4 separate regions of the Homo sapiens genome follow, and regions 1, 2 and 4 are each linked to region 3. A link is a contact called in ENCODE Hi-C or POLR2A ChIA-PET data. All regions are on one chromosome and are shown on one strand. Each heading gives the region's core, a stretch centred on a gene start or an enhancer-like site at or near the end of the contact. The rest is flanking DNA. Distances are from core to core; before and after follow the strand shown.

The links. Hi-C counts contacts between places; a loop is a spot of excess contacts on that map. ChIA-PET counts read pairs that join two places held with the same protein, here RNA polymerase II (POLR2A). Pooled maps may share reads with other maps.
Region 1: a map of CD8-positive, alpha-beta T cell shows a loop between it and region 3 (4-fold over the local background). The contact joins the enhancer-like site here to the promoter of TBC1D19 in region 3. A Hi-C loop is called at or near these places in 10 of 168 maps with a recorded cell type or tissue (CD4-positive, alpha-beta T cell, CD8-positive, alpha-beta T cell, OCI-LY7 and 6 more), 4 of 37 single-sample maps with no recorded cell type and 19 of 50 pooled maps. POLR2A ChIA-PET finds 5 or more read pairs at or near these places in 3 of 52 experiments (CD4-positive, alpha-beta T cell, activated CD4-positive, alpha-beta memory T cell and naive thymus-derived CD4-positive, alpha-beta T cell).
Region 2: a loop to region 3 is called in a map of spleen, with 7 times the contacts of the local background. The contact joins the enhancer-like site here to the promoter of TBC1D19 in region 3. A Hi-C loop is called at or near these places in 18 of 168 maps with a recorded cell type or tissue (CD4-positive, alpha-beta T cell, CD4-positive, alpha-beta memory T cell, CD8-positive, alpha-beta T cell and 13 more), 17 of 37 single-sample maps with no recorded cell type and 22 of 50 pooled maps. POLR2A ChIA-PET finds 5 or more read pairs at or near these places in 14 of 52 experiments (CD4-positive, alpha-beta T cell, CD4-positive, alpha-beta memory T cell, CD8-positive, alpha-beta T cell and 9 more).
Region 4: a map of HCT116 shows a loop between it and region 3 (3-fold over the local background). The contact joins the enhancer-like site here to the promoter of TBC1D19 in region 3. A Hi-C loop is called at or near these places in 12 of 168 maps with a recorded cell type or tissue (CD4-positive, alpha-beta T cell, Caco-2, HCT116 and 8 more), 2 of 37 single-sample maps with no recorded cell type and 20 of 50 pooled maps. POLR2A ChIA-PET finds 5 or more read pairs at or near these places in 5 of 52 experiments (CD4-positive, alpha-beta T cell, CD8-positive, alpha-beta T cell, HCT116 and 2 more).

What each region holds. Positions count from the first base shown.
Region 1 is chr4:26,330,259-26,332,958 of GRCh38, reverse strand. All of the region lies in intron 1 of RBPJ (recombination signal binding protein for immunoglobulin kappa J region), which reads right to left. Among named protein-coding and RNA genes, the nearest start is that of RBPJ, 11 kb to the right of the region's middle. RefSeq lists an enhancer at 1,718-2,012. Within about 2 kb of position 1,383, at least 3 of the 41 ENCODE cell types and tissues checked have a DNase peak (open chromatin) inside an H3K27ac peak, as active enhancers do; they include dorsolateral prefrontal cortex, where a contact is called at or near this core.
Region 2 is chr4:26,838,362-26,841,061 of GRCh38, reverse strand. It overlaps a transcript of TBC1D19 not described here. Among named protein-coding and RNA genes, the nearest start is that of STIM2-AS1, 21 kb to the left of the region's middle. Within about 2 kb of position 1,346, at least 3 of the 41 ENCODE cell types and tissues checked have a DNase peak (open chromatin) inside an H3K27ac peak, as active enhancers do; they include OCI-LY7, where a contact is called at or near this core.
Region 3 is chr4:26,582,584-26,585,534 of GRCh38, reverse strand. It overlaps TBC1D19 (TBC1 domain family member 19), which reads right to left and starts at 1,451. Exons shown (of 21, transcript NM_018317.4): 1 at 1,243-1,451. The coding sequence starts at 1,341. RefSeq lists an enhancer at 1,134-1,223.
Region 4 is chr4:26,451,399-26,454,255 of GRCh38, reverse strand. No RefSeq gene overlaps it. Among named protein-coding and RNA genes, the nearest start is that of CCKAR, 38 kb to the left of the region's middle. RefSeq lists an enhancer at 847-1,385. Within about 2 kb of position 1,460, at least 4 of the 41 ENCODE cell types and tissues checked have a DNase peak (open chromatin) inside an H3K27ac peak, as active enhancers do.

The sequences.
Region 1 (2,700 bases), core at 134-2,633, 250 kb after region 3:
TAACTTTTGAGGCCAGGCATGGTGGCTCATGCTGGTAATCCCAGTGCTTTGGGAGGCCAAAGTGGGAGGATCACCAGAGACCAGCAGTTTGAAACCAGCCTGGGCATCACAGTGAGAGACTCCGTCTCTACAAAAAATACAAAAATTAGCCAAGACTGGTGGCGAGTGTCTGTAGCCCTAGCTACCTGGGAGGCTGACATGGAAGGATTGAGTCCAGGAGTTTCAGGCTTCAGTGGGATATGATGGCACCACTGCACTCCAGTCTGGGTAGCAAAGCGAGACCCTGTCTCAAGAAGTAAATAAATAACTTCTGAATTTCTTATAACAAACATTACTTTTCCAACAAGAAAAATAATCAAGATGATTATTTTATACAGATGTGAAATCAATTAATTTCTAAGAAAAATTTCCATATCAAGATGGTCATTTCCCTGAAATAACTATGAAAACAAGCTAAAAATTAAATAAATGCCTTTTAAATTACATTAGAATTTAAACAAAAATGTATATGGTAGCTTAGGTGGACAGCTGATTTATTTGTATTTAATTATTTAAGCAACTGACAATTTCCAGGACTTAGGGTACCTAAGAAACTGCTGTTTAAGTAAATGACATGTCAGTAAATCCTGTGTGCAAAGTGTACATATCACATTGAATACATGGGAGGAAGGCCAGGACAAAGAATGGCTTACTTACCAATAATTATGAAATAACCTCTGAAAGGTCTTTTTTTTTTTAACATTACAATAGTGACATGGCAACTCCCATTAATTAGTAATATCCATTTAATCAAATAATGACACTCATTATTATAAGCTGTAAGTAAATTACCATATACTATCACTTCTATCTTGGGAATGCTGAAATTAATTCACTTCCTTGACATGTGGATAAGCATGGATGACAGATACAACAGACTTAATGAATCCCATAGTCAAGAGAATAATATTGCCTTGGCATATACACTAGAAAAAATTCACTACACACATCATCATCATGTTCATAAACCAGATCATCTTTCAGTATAAAATTTCAAGTTGTAGCCTCTCTTCTCTGTATGACAGCCTTCTTTCTTTTCACTCTCCTCTGTCCTTCCATCTTCCCTTCCAGAGGCTGTGGAAACAGCCAGCTGCAATTTATTGCAGGTGGCATAACCAAGAAGCTAGAGAGAAAAGAGGCAGAGACTGGAGTAAGCCAGAGGTAACTGCGTCCAGCCAGTTCTCGAGTAGGAGCAACTGAAGCAGAGTGGATAAGGAGGTGTGCAGTGAGGAGGACAACTATGTTCCTGAAGAGGCCACCTGGTCAGTTAGAAATACAAGACAAAGATCATAAGCAGCACCAAAAACAGGAACACAGCAAACGAGGAAAGAGCAGGCAGGCTCCGAGCTGACCATTTAATGAAGCAACACTGGCCGCCGCACTCTACCCATCAAGGCTTGGGTGCTGAGGGATTTACAGTCTTGCTCTAAGTCTGCACATATGAGAAAAAGGGCTATTTTTTAAAAATGCATGTAACATTAAAAGGCAGCTGAGTGAGATAAATAGAAAGGTATGGGAAAAAAAAAAACATAACGTTGGGTACAGGGGTTCACACTTGTAATCCCAGCACTTTGGAAGGCTGAGGCCGGCAGATCCCTTAAGCCCAGAAGTTTAAGATCAGCCTGGGCAACATGGAAAACTCCGTCTCTACAAAACCCAGCTAGGCATGGTGGCGTGCACCTAGTCCCAACTACTCAGGAAGCTCAAGTGGGATGATTACGAGCTCGGGAGATTGAGGCTGCAGTGAGCCATGACAGCACCACTGCATTCTAGCCTACGTGACAGCAAACCCTGTTTCAAAAACAAAAGACTAACACAGGCCTTCCCCTCCCCCTAAAACAAACCAGGAACTAGCTCAGTCACTGAATGTGTCTCAGCCATTATCTAACCTGTCTGTGTAAATGAATGGGTACTTTTAGAATATATGATTAGTAAGGTCTTCTCTGGCTCTAAAATTTCCTGAATCTAATGGATTTAATAATATATATCACACGTGTCACACAGGATGTAGTTACCTTTCTATGTTATGTAAGTTACCATTAGATGGTATGTTACTTCTCAATAGGAAGAGTACAATACAAATAAGAGCACACAGAATCATAGCCTAGCATCAGTACACACCACGCTTCATCATCGTTCATCAAATCCTCTGAGAAACAAATCCTCACAATATCTTCCTTTAAAGCAATTTACGCAGTCATAACAACAAAAAACAATGCCTAAAATCAAACCATCATGCCTCACTTTAAGCACATTGAGAGATGGGGAAATGTGCTTTGTTCACTTGTGAATTTCATTGAGCTTCCATTCTGCTTCTTTCTACAGGACATATTCTAAAGGCATTACACTTTTCTAATTTTCAACAGTCTAAATGAGTTTTCTATATGATATGTGTTTCATATTCCACTTCAAAAAATATAGGTACAGAAAAGGCAAAAAAGTGAATATAATCCGGGGGTCAGTTTCTACGTGGGTTTCTAGGTAGAAAAACCTATCTATGCTGAATGTCAGCTTTATCAAGACCAAGAGCCACCTAGTGGCAAGTGTTATATATTACCAAATCTGCTCAAGCCATATTCATCCAGCAAATAACATTCTGGCAGATGGTAGGTGCTCCACAATTGTGCAAGGTAAGTAAAATAATTGCTCCTTTTCTTATGA
Region 2 (2,700 bases), core at 97-2,596, 260 kb before region 3:
GTTGCCAGGCCTTGACTAGAGATGCAGGTGCAAGGACCCCAACCCTTCTTACACCTGCACTCAGCTTCCTGCCAGGGTGGAGGATAATGGCAGTCTTGGGGGGAAGGGTTAGAGGAGGAGAGTGGCAGGACCTGGGTCGGGGAAGGTTGAAGGAACAGGTGGCCAAGAACTCTTCTCAGGCTGAGAAGTGAGAAGAAGGGCAGTGAGAAGGACAGCGCTTGAGCTGAAATGCTAAGTCCCTGGCACATGCTCGTTATCCCATCGTATTTCACTCACAAAACATAAATTCAGAGATAACGTAAGAATTTCAAGATAGCAGCTGCAGAGCACTAACCCATGAGCATGGAGCCCTTCTGAATGTGGGGCTCAGGGCAACTGCACTGACTGCAAGCCCAGGAAGCTAGCCCTGGGTCTACAACATTTCCCACGAGGAGGAGAAAATAGAAGGGGACTAAGAAGGAACACAAGGAGCCTCAATATGATTGAGGTAGGTATGGGGGCCAGGGGAACAGCAGAAAAATGGGCAGAAACAAATAGGCAGAACCTATAAAGAACCAGGCCCAGAGGGCAAGAGAACCATAGACTCATCTACAGTACAGTCTTCTCCTCGGAGGTCTACAGTGATGTCTACTTTCCCTACAAGCATTAAACGAAAATTGAGCCAATAGTTAGAAATTAGAGGCTGGGTGCAGTGGCTCACACCTGTAATCCCAGGACTTTGGGAGGCCAAGGCAGGCAGATTGCCTGAGGTCAGGAGTTTGAGACCATCCTGGCCAACATGGTAAGACCTCGTCTCTACTAAAAATACAAAAATTGGCTGGGCATGATGGTGGGCACATGTAATCCCAGCTACTCAGGAGGCTGAGGCAGGAGAATCACTTGAACCCAGGAGGCGGAGGTTGCAGTGAGCTGAGGTCACACCACTGCACTCCAGCCTGGGCGACAGAGTATAACTCAGTCAAAAAGAAAGAAAGAAAGAGAGGAAGAGAGAAAGAGAAAGAAAGAAGAATTATAAACATTCTCATAAAAACCAAGTTTTCTTTAAAAAAAAAAATCAAAATATTTATCAATGCGGTGTCCACATTCCTCCATGACCAAAATCAACCAGAGACAGCAGCAGCTGCTACCTTAGAAGGGACACATGCCCACAGTTGGACAGGCTTCCTGTGACTCACCCTACGCAATACCAAACCCAGCTTCACCTGTGTAGACTGCAGCCAGCCTATGGGCATGTGAGTTTGGAGCCTCGGGTCTGCATTGCATGTGCAATGCCGCAGAAGGTCAACCAGGAGGAGACCTAAAAATAGGTCATTGGATCTGGCAAGGAGGAAAGCATTGGTGATCTTAATGAGAACAATCTGAATGGAGTTTTGGGATGGAAGCCAGATGGCAGTGGGCGGATAAGTGAATGGGAGGTGATGAAGTTGAGCCAGCAAGGGTAGAGACTAATTTTTTCAGCATTTTTTTTTTGACAGAAAGGGCGGGGGGGTGATGGAAAAGGAGATTGAACCCACCCTGCTATCCCTATGCCTCCCTCATGCTCCTTCCCACACATCTTCTTTAACTAAATAAAGAAGGAAAGTAACATGAAATGAAGCAAGAGCTCTGTTTGAAATTTTACACATTAGAAAAAAATCGATTCAAGACCAGAAGTGGAAATTAACTAGGCTTTTACTATGTCCTATTATAAGTATCATACTCAGAGATCTCAATCATAAGTATTTATTACTGTTGGAATTGGTGGTTAGAAAAATAAAGTTAGGCTGCTTGAGACTAATTCATAGGTTTTAATTTTTTAAAGCCGCTTTAAAATTTTTATCCTATGACGACATCGTTTTTATGGCAAGTTTAAGGAAAAAAAAACCCTTTTTGTTTATATTGTGGAAAGAAAGCAGAGTTGCACAGTTTAGGAGCTATTCTGAAAACCCAGGAAACTATTTGACAGCCCTATGCATGTTTCAAAATAGCAGGTAAACTACTTAAATCCTAAGATGTTGTATAGAATAAGCAACATTCCTCCATTCGATTGTTGAATAAACGAATCTTAAAATAAATGATGACATCTGTTTCCACCTACTGCACTGTTGTTTGGATGTTTCGTGGGCTTGTTTGTTCATATAGAATGTAATTTGGAAGGCTGATATTTTATTATGAACATATTTAGGTTGGGGTTTAACAGGCTCTGCATTTTATGAAGGATCTAACTTGGTCAAATATTCCCTATCCCAAAAGTGGAACTTACCAGAATTATCAGGCCATAAGGCCTCTTGCTTGGTGCTACTGGAAATGCTCTTTGATTTGTTAACAGATTCTGAAAGGCGATTTAGATCAGGTTTTGGAATCCTTGCGAAGTAATCAGATTTTAACTTTGACTTCCTCCAGTCTGACAAAGTACAGGAAGTCTGCTCCCTCCCGCTGTGGCCTACTCTCACCAACTGTTTTGAATGTGTTCTGCAGACTTCACCAGGGGTTCAGGAGATATGGAGCTTTTAACATATATACTGTGTTGGTGTGATTTTATGACTTCTAGTGGATGTCAAGTATGTAAGAACACAAGCGATGCTTTTTTTTTAAAGGGAGAAAATTGTATAATTCTTTTATTCCCGTTTTTCATGAAGTCATATATGTCAGCCAGCCTTTGCTTAATAAACTGCTAGATGTCTTTAATAAAAAACTTTGAGCTGGTGTCTACAACTTTAA
Region 3 (2,951 bases), core at 202-2,701:
ATCATATAGAAAGAATCCTTACAACTCAACAATAAGAAGACAACACTATTTTTTTTTTAATGGGCAGAAGATTTGAAGACTACCTCACCAAAAAAGATATAAGCACATAAGAAAATGCTTAATATCATTAGTCATTAGGGAAATGCAATAAAAGCTACAATAAGATACTATTACACTTCTACTAGAGAAGTATAATTAATTAATAAAAATAAATAAAAGACTGGCAGCATCAAGCGCTATCAAGGACGCAAAACAATTGGAACTCTCAGAATTGCTTGTGGGAATGGAAAATGATACAGCCACTTTGGAAAAGTGTGACAGTTTCTCATAGAATGAAACATTACACTTACCATACAAGTCAGCAATTCCAATCCTAGGTATTTATCCAAGAAAAAAAGAAACAAATATCCAAGCAAAATCGTATACTAGAATGTATATATCAGCTTTACTTATAATCTCTAAAACCAGAAAGCAACCCAATGCCCTTCACACAATGATGAATAAACAAGCCATTGTACATTCAAACACTGAAATATTACTCAGCAATAAAAAGGAACAGAACTACTGAAATATCAACAAAATGGATGAATCTCAAAAGCACTGTGTTAATGCCAGAAAGCAGGCACAAAATGTACAAACTGTATGATTTCATTTATATGAGTCACAAAAAGGCAAGGATCTCAATCAATCTGTGCATCCTCAGTGCCTAGCATGTTATAAAATATCCAATAAATGCTAGGTGGTGGACGGATAGACGAGGAATAATTGCAGGGAGGGTAAACTGCAAGAAAGTGATACATTGACGAGAAAGCAGAAAGGTACTTGGGGGCCCAAGTCCACCCACAGGACGGAAAAAGTGAGGGAAGGCATGGTCCAAGCTACCTTCAGTGAGTCCAGCAGCTTAAAAAATTAGACCCTGTAAATGACTACAGGAATAGATAAATGAGTAAGCGTTTCTCTGGTCTGAAAAAAAGGTGTGATGCGCCCCACCCTTCTTTAAAAATCTATTAACCACGCCTGGGGCTGAGGCAGCACAGCTTGCACCGGACAGGGAGGTGGGGTTTTTTTGTTTTGTTTTGTTTTTGTTTTTGTTTTTGTTTTTGTTTTTGTCTGTTTGTTTTTTGAGCACCAGAGCGGAGCTGGAGAGGTCAGAGGCGAGCTCTGGCTTGGGTGAGGAGGGTGAAGAAGAGACATCGCCGCGGCCCCGCCCGTCTGCATCCCTTCCCACTCGGCCTCACTTACCCAGGCCTGCCGTTCCAGCTGAGAGTACAAATTGGAGCCCTTGAGCTTTTGGACTATCTGGGCAATAATGAGAGAGAGGTCCGACTCCTCCTGCAACATTTCCCCTGCCCTAGCCCGCCAAGCCGCGGGGACAGGCCGCCGGCGCGGAGCGAACGGGCTACCGGGTCCCACTCAGGGCCAGTGACACTTCTCCGGGACCTTATTACACTGGGACTCCTCCAGCGGGCGTTACCAGGCAACTGCCGAGCCTTGTGTCCGTCCCTCTCTGGTCCCCTCAGCGCCTGAAGGCCACAGCATCTGCGTTCCGCCGGCGGAAAAAGACCGGGGCGGGGAGGACGCTTTTCACACCGTTGTTCCTGCCTTGTCTATGGTTGAAAGGCAAGAAAGCTCATTCTTTCAGAGCCACAGCGCCTCTGATGCACAAGGGGGACACGGAGAATTGTGCGTTTTACTATATAAAGGATCATTCTCTTCCACCTCTCAATTTCTGCAGAAACAGGACTGTGGCACGCAATGATACTGCGAATTACAACCACGAATTGTTAGGCTCTGACACTACCTGCGTAAACGTGTTACAGTTTCCGCCTCTGTAAAATAACACCCAGTTTGCAGGATGTTGTGATGATTAGCTGAGGTAAAAATCGTGAAGGTGCCTAGCACTGTACCATAGCACTCCATTTTACTTCATTTTCTCTCGTTTCTATTCTCTAGAGTCTTATACCAGGAATAAGTAGACAATCTCGTCTCATCTAACAACTACAAATTAACCAACAGGCATTATTTGTAGGTTTTCTGCAAAGCATTAGCAATTCAAGGATGAATAAGACATTGTCCAAGTCTTCCAGGAATTTACCGTCTAGATTCATCCTCTTCCGTATATTCATTCATTCAAGCATTTATTCATAATTCATTCAGCTTTCAACTTATTGAACATTTACATAAAAGGAACTGTGTGGGCACAAAGGTTTAATAAAATATGGTTCTTGCCTTCAAGGAAATGCACAAAAGATTTTTAGCAGAACTAAAAGTAACTGACTTAAATTATTGAATGACATCCCCAAAGGCCAACGGCACCTCCCTTCCCCCCCCAAAAAAGGCCTAGTGAAAAATACATTAGAATAACCTCACAAAAATAATCAAAATTGAGTTCAAATGTGTATATGCATATTTTAAGCAAAGCAGAAGTAGGATTTTAAGAAAACAAACCAAGATTGCTGCAAAAGCTACTCTAGACTAACTAGAAACAAAGAGATCTCATTCAATCAAATGTAGATTCTAATTCAATAGGACTCTGGTGAGAACTGGTAAACCGCATTTCTGACAAGTCCAAGAAATTATGATGCCGATGGTCCAAAGACTACATTCTGAATAGCAAAGGACTAAAGCAGGAAATAATATGAATTCAAAGGGACTGGACCCGGGCCTCTATGCACAGCACTCTGACATTTATAACACCACCATCCAGAATACTGGGATGATAAGTACAAATTCTAAATAATTTGGTAAAGTTGGTTTATCAAACCAAGTTTAGAAAGAGGCAGCCAGGAAAGAAACAAAGCACTTAAAGGCAATTAATGACAGACTCTCTAAAGTGCAGTTTCTCTACAAAACATTCTCTCACAACTCAGAATTTCTCAAAGCTGCAGATAAGTAGATATTGTCAACTCTTTATAGTCCTTCCATCTCAACTGTCCACCCATCCATGAATT
Region 4 (2,857 bases), core at 211-2,710, 130 kb after region 3:
CCTTGGCTTGTGGCTGCACCACTCCAGTCTCTGCCTCTGTCGTCATATGGCCTTCTCCTCTTCTCCCCTTGTGGGCCTCTTACAAGGACACTTGTCATTGGATTTGGGGCCCACTCAGACAATCCAAGATGGCCTCATCTCAAAAGCCTTAATTACATCTGCAAAGACCCCTTTTCCAAAAAAGGTCACATTTACAGCTTCCAGGAATTAGCACGCAGATATAACTTTGGGAAGAGCCGTCACTCCACCCACCACACATGGATAAGCCACAGTTTGTTTATTCTTTTGCCAGTTGATGGGCATCTGGGTTATTTCCAGTTTGGGGACATTATAAATACAGCTGCTCTAAACATCCACTGTTCTTTGCAGGAACCCATATTTTCATTTCTCTTGGCTGTGGGATTAGGAAGCATTCCTTCACTCTGTAACATATAAGGAAGGTGCTGCAAAAAAATGGAAGTGCATTAGTTGGGTGTGGTGGCGCGTGCCTGTAATCCCAGCTACTTGGGAGGCTGAGGTACACGTATTGCTTGAACCAGGGAGGTGGAGCTTGCAGTGGGCCAAGATTGCACCACTGCACTCCAGCCTGGGCAACAGCGAGACTCTGTCTCAAAAAAAAAAAAAAAAAAAAAAAACAAAAGGAAGTGGCCCATCTCTCTCTGCCTATCCCAAGTGGCCTTGCCCTGGGGCTTTGGTTCCACAGCTCATAGCACACTTCTTCCCTACCCTGGCTGCAGGCATGTTCAGGTCCAGTCACCTGCCCTGCTGCCCCTGCTCCTGCCCACACACCCCTGCACATCCACAGTCCAGCACCGTCCGTTTACACAAATGGGCTTCTACAGAGGAGGAGCTGGAGCAGGGAATGGAGACAATCTCATTTCCTGGGCCTGCTTCCTCGTGTGCCAGGGTTCAGGCTCAGATGTGGCAGGTTCTCTTTGTCACAAGCCCTGACTCACGAGACCTCGGTGGCCTCGGGAAGCAACAGGTATAGGGGTATCATGCTGCTGTGTGGGCCTCTGGCAGCCCCCCTGTGACCACAGCCAGGCTGACCCAGACAGACTAATGGGAGATTTAAAAAAAAGTCAAGGCACACTGCTGAGATGCAATTTTATAATCAGCCTGTAACTTGATTATCTCAAAAATAAATGAACAATCAATACCGCTAATCTCAGCGTATTCCCCTGCTGAGACAGGAAACTTGAGCCTGGCTTGTGTTTGGCTACCCATGTCCCTCTTCTGGTTCAAAGGAGTCTTCTGTTTAATGTCAACATTTGCTTTTGTACCTTTTTATGTATTTTCATTACTTGCTTCTGCTTGTCCTTGCTTTGCGTGAGAAAAACCCAGTGCGGGGGCCCTTCTAGTCTAGCTGGTTCCGCATTTGTGAGATCCTGCACACCTGTGTGACCCTCAAACTCTGACTTGTCTCACGCTGATTAGGACACATCCAGGGGAGGAAGGAGTCAGTGAGCTTGTTTAGAAACATGGCTTGCTGATGGCCACACCTGTTCCCCAGGGAAAGCTGCCTCCTAATGGGCAGGTGAGAAGGCTGGTGAGGGGAGGAGGGGCAATAAGCCCTGATGCATCCTCCATTCCGGTTCCATTATTGACTCAGGGCTCTTTAAATTCTACGTCCTTGACTTTCTGGCTCCATCACCAGCAGTAACTCAGCCTGTCTGTGCTGTGTATCGTGGAAGGCTCCACTTCATCCTTTTCCCCCCAGGATTCATTCCCTCTACTAAAAATCCCCCTCGTTAGCCTTCTGTGGCTTGAAATGCCTCGGTGTTTTGCAGGGATTCAAATTCCTAGCACAATCTCCCTTGAGCAGAGCGTCTGTTTCTACAGCAAAGGCAGAGAGATCTATCTTAACTTCCTCCCAGCTCAACTTTTATATTCTCGGCTACCCCAGGAGCTTCCTGAATTTTATGCAGCTTAATTCATGATGATAAACATGGGTTCTGGGAGGCTGAGAACAGGGAGCATTCACCCTTCTTACTAGAGAATACAGATGGCTGCTCAGACATGGGTGAAGGCCCCTCACCTCCTCCACCAAGGGATAAGTCTCAGTAGGGTGAAAATTCAGCCACCTTCCTTCCCATGTGCAGGTCTGCCTTCCACCCCAAAACACAGCTGAGTTTCCACATTGCCCAGATCAAACCTAGAATTAGCTGAGGGTCAACTTCATGCCAGGCACTTTTCATATTCAGTTTTTTTATGTTTATCAGCAACCTCAATAAGGCAGATAACATTACCCCATTTTACAGGAGGAAACTTAAGGTTAGAGAAATATAATAAAGTGAGCTGTCCAAAAACCACAGAGCTGGGAGTGAGGAAGCTTGAATCTGATAAAGTTCAAAGATATGTGCCTCTCAGGTTCATGTTCCTTTCCCATACCATGCTCCAACGGCCCCTACAATTCCCCAGCTCTCACATCATTGACATCGTCCCCTTAGTCACATCATTTAGCTTCTCTGTGCCTCAGTTTCCTCATCTATGAAATGGGTATAAGAAGTCCTGCTCTCCGGAGTTGCTGTAAGTTTTAGAAATGCAATCAGGCAGGTAAAGTATTTAGCACACTTTCTGGCACCTTAGGTGTTTAGCAAGTAGTGATGATGATTATTTTCTAGTAGCAGCATTGAAGCTTTTGATAGCAGTCATAGATCATAGAAACTTCCAGCCAGAAGTCACCTTTGAGCCCATCTATCACAATCTTCCCCTTTACAGAAGAAACAGAGGCCAGAGTGTCTAGCTGACCTTCCTAAGCTCAGAAGGTGAGGGGCTGAAATGCAGGCCTGACTTGGGAAAAATAAAACAAACAAAAAAACTGTTTACGCCTGTCCCCTGAGCTGCCTAGCTGTAT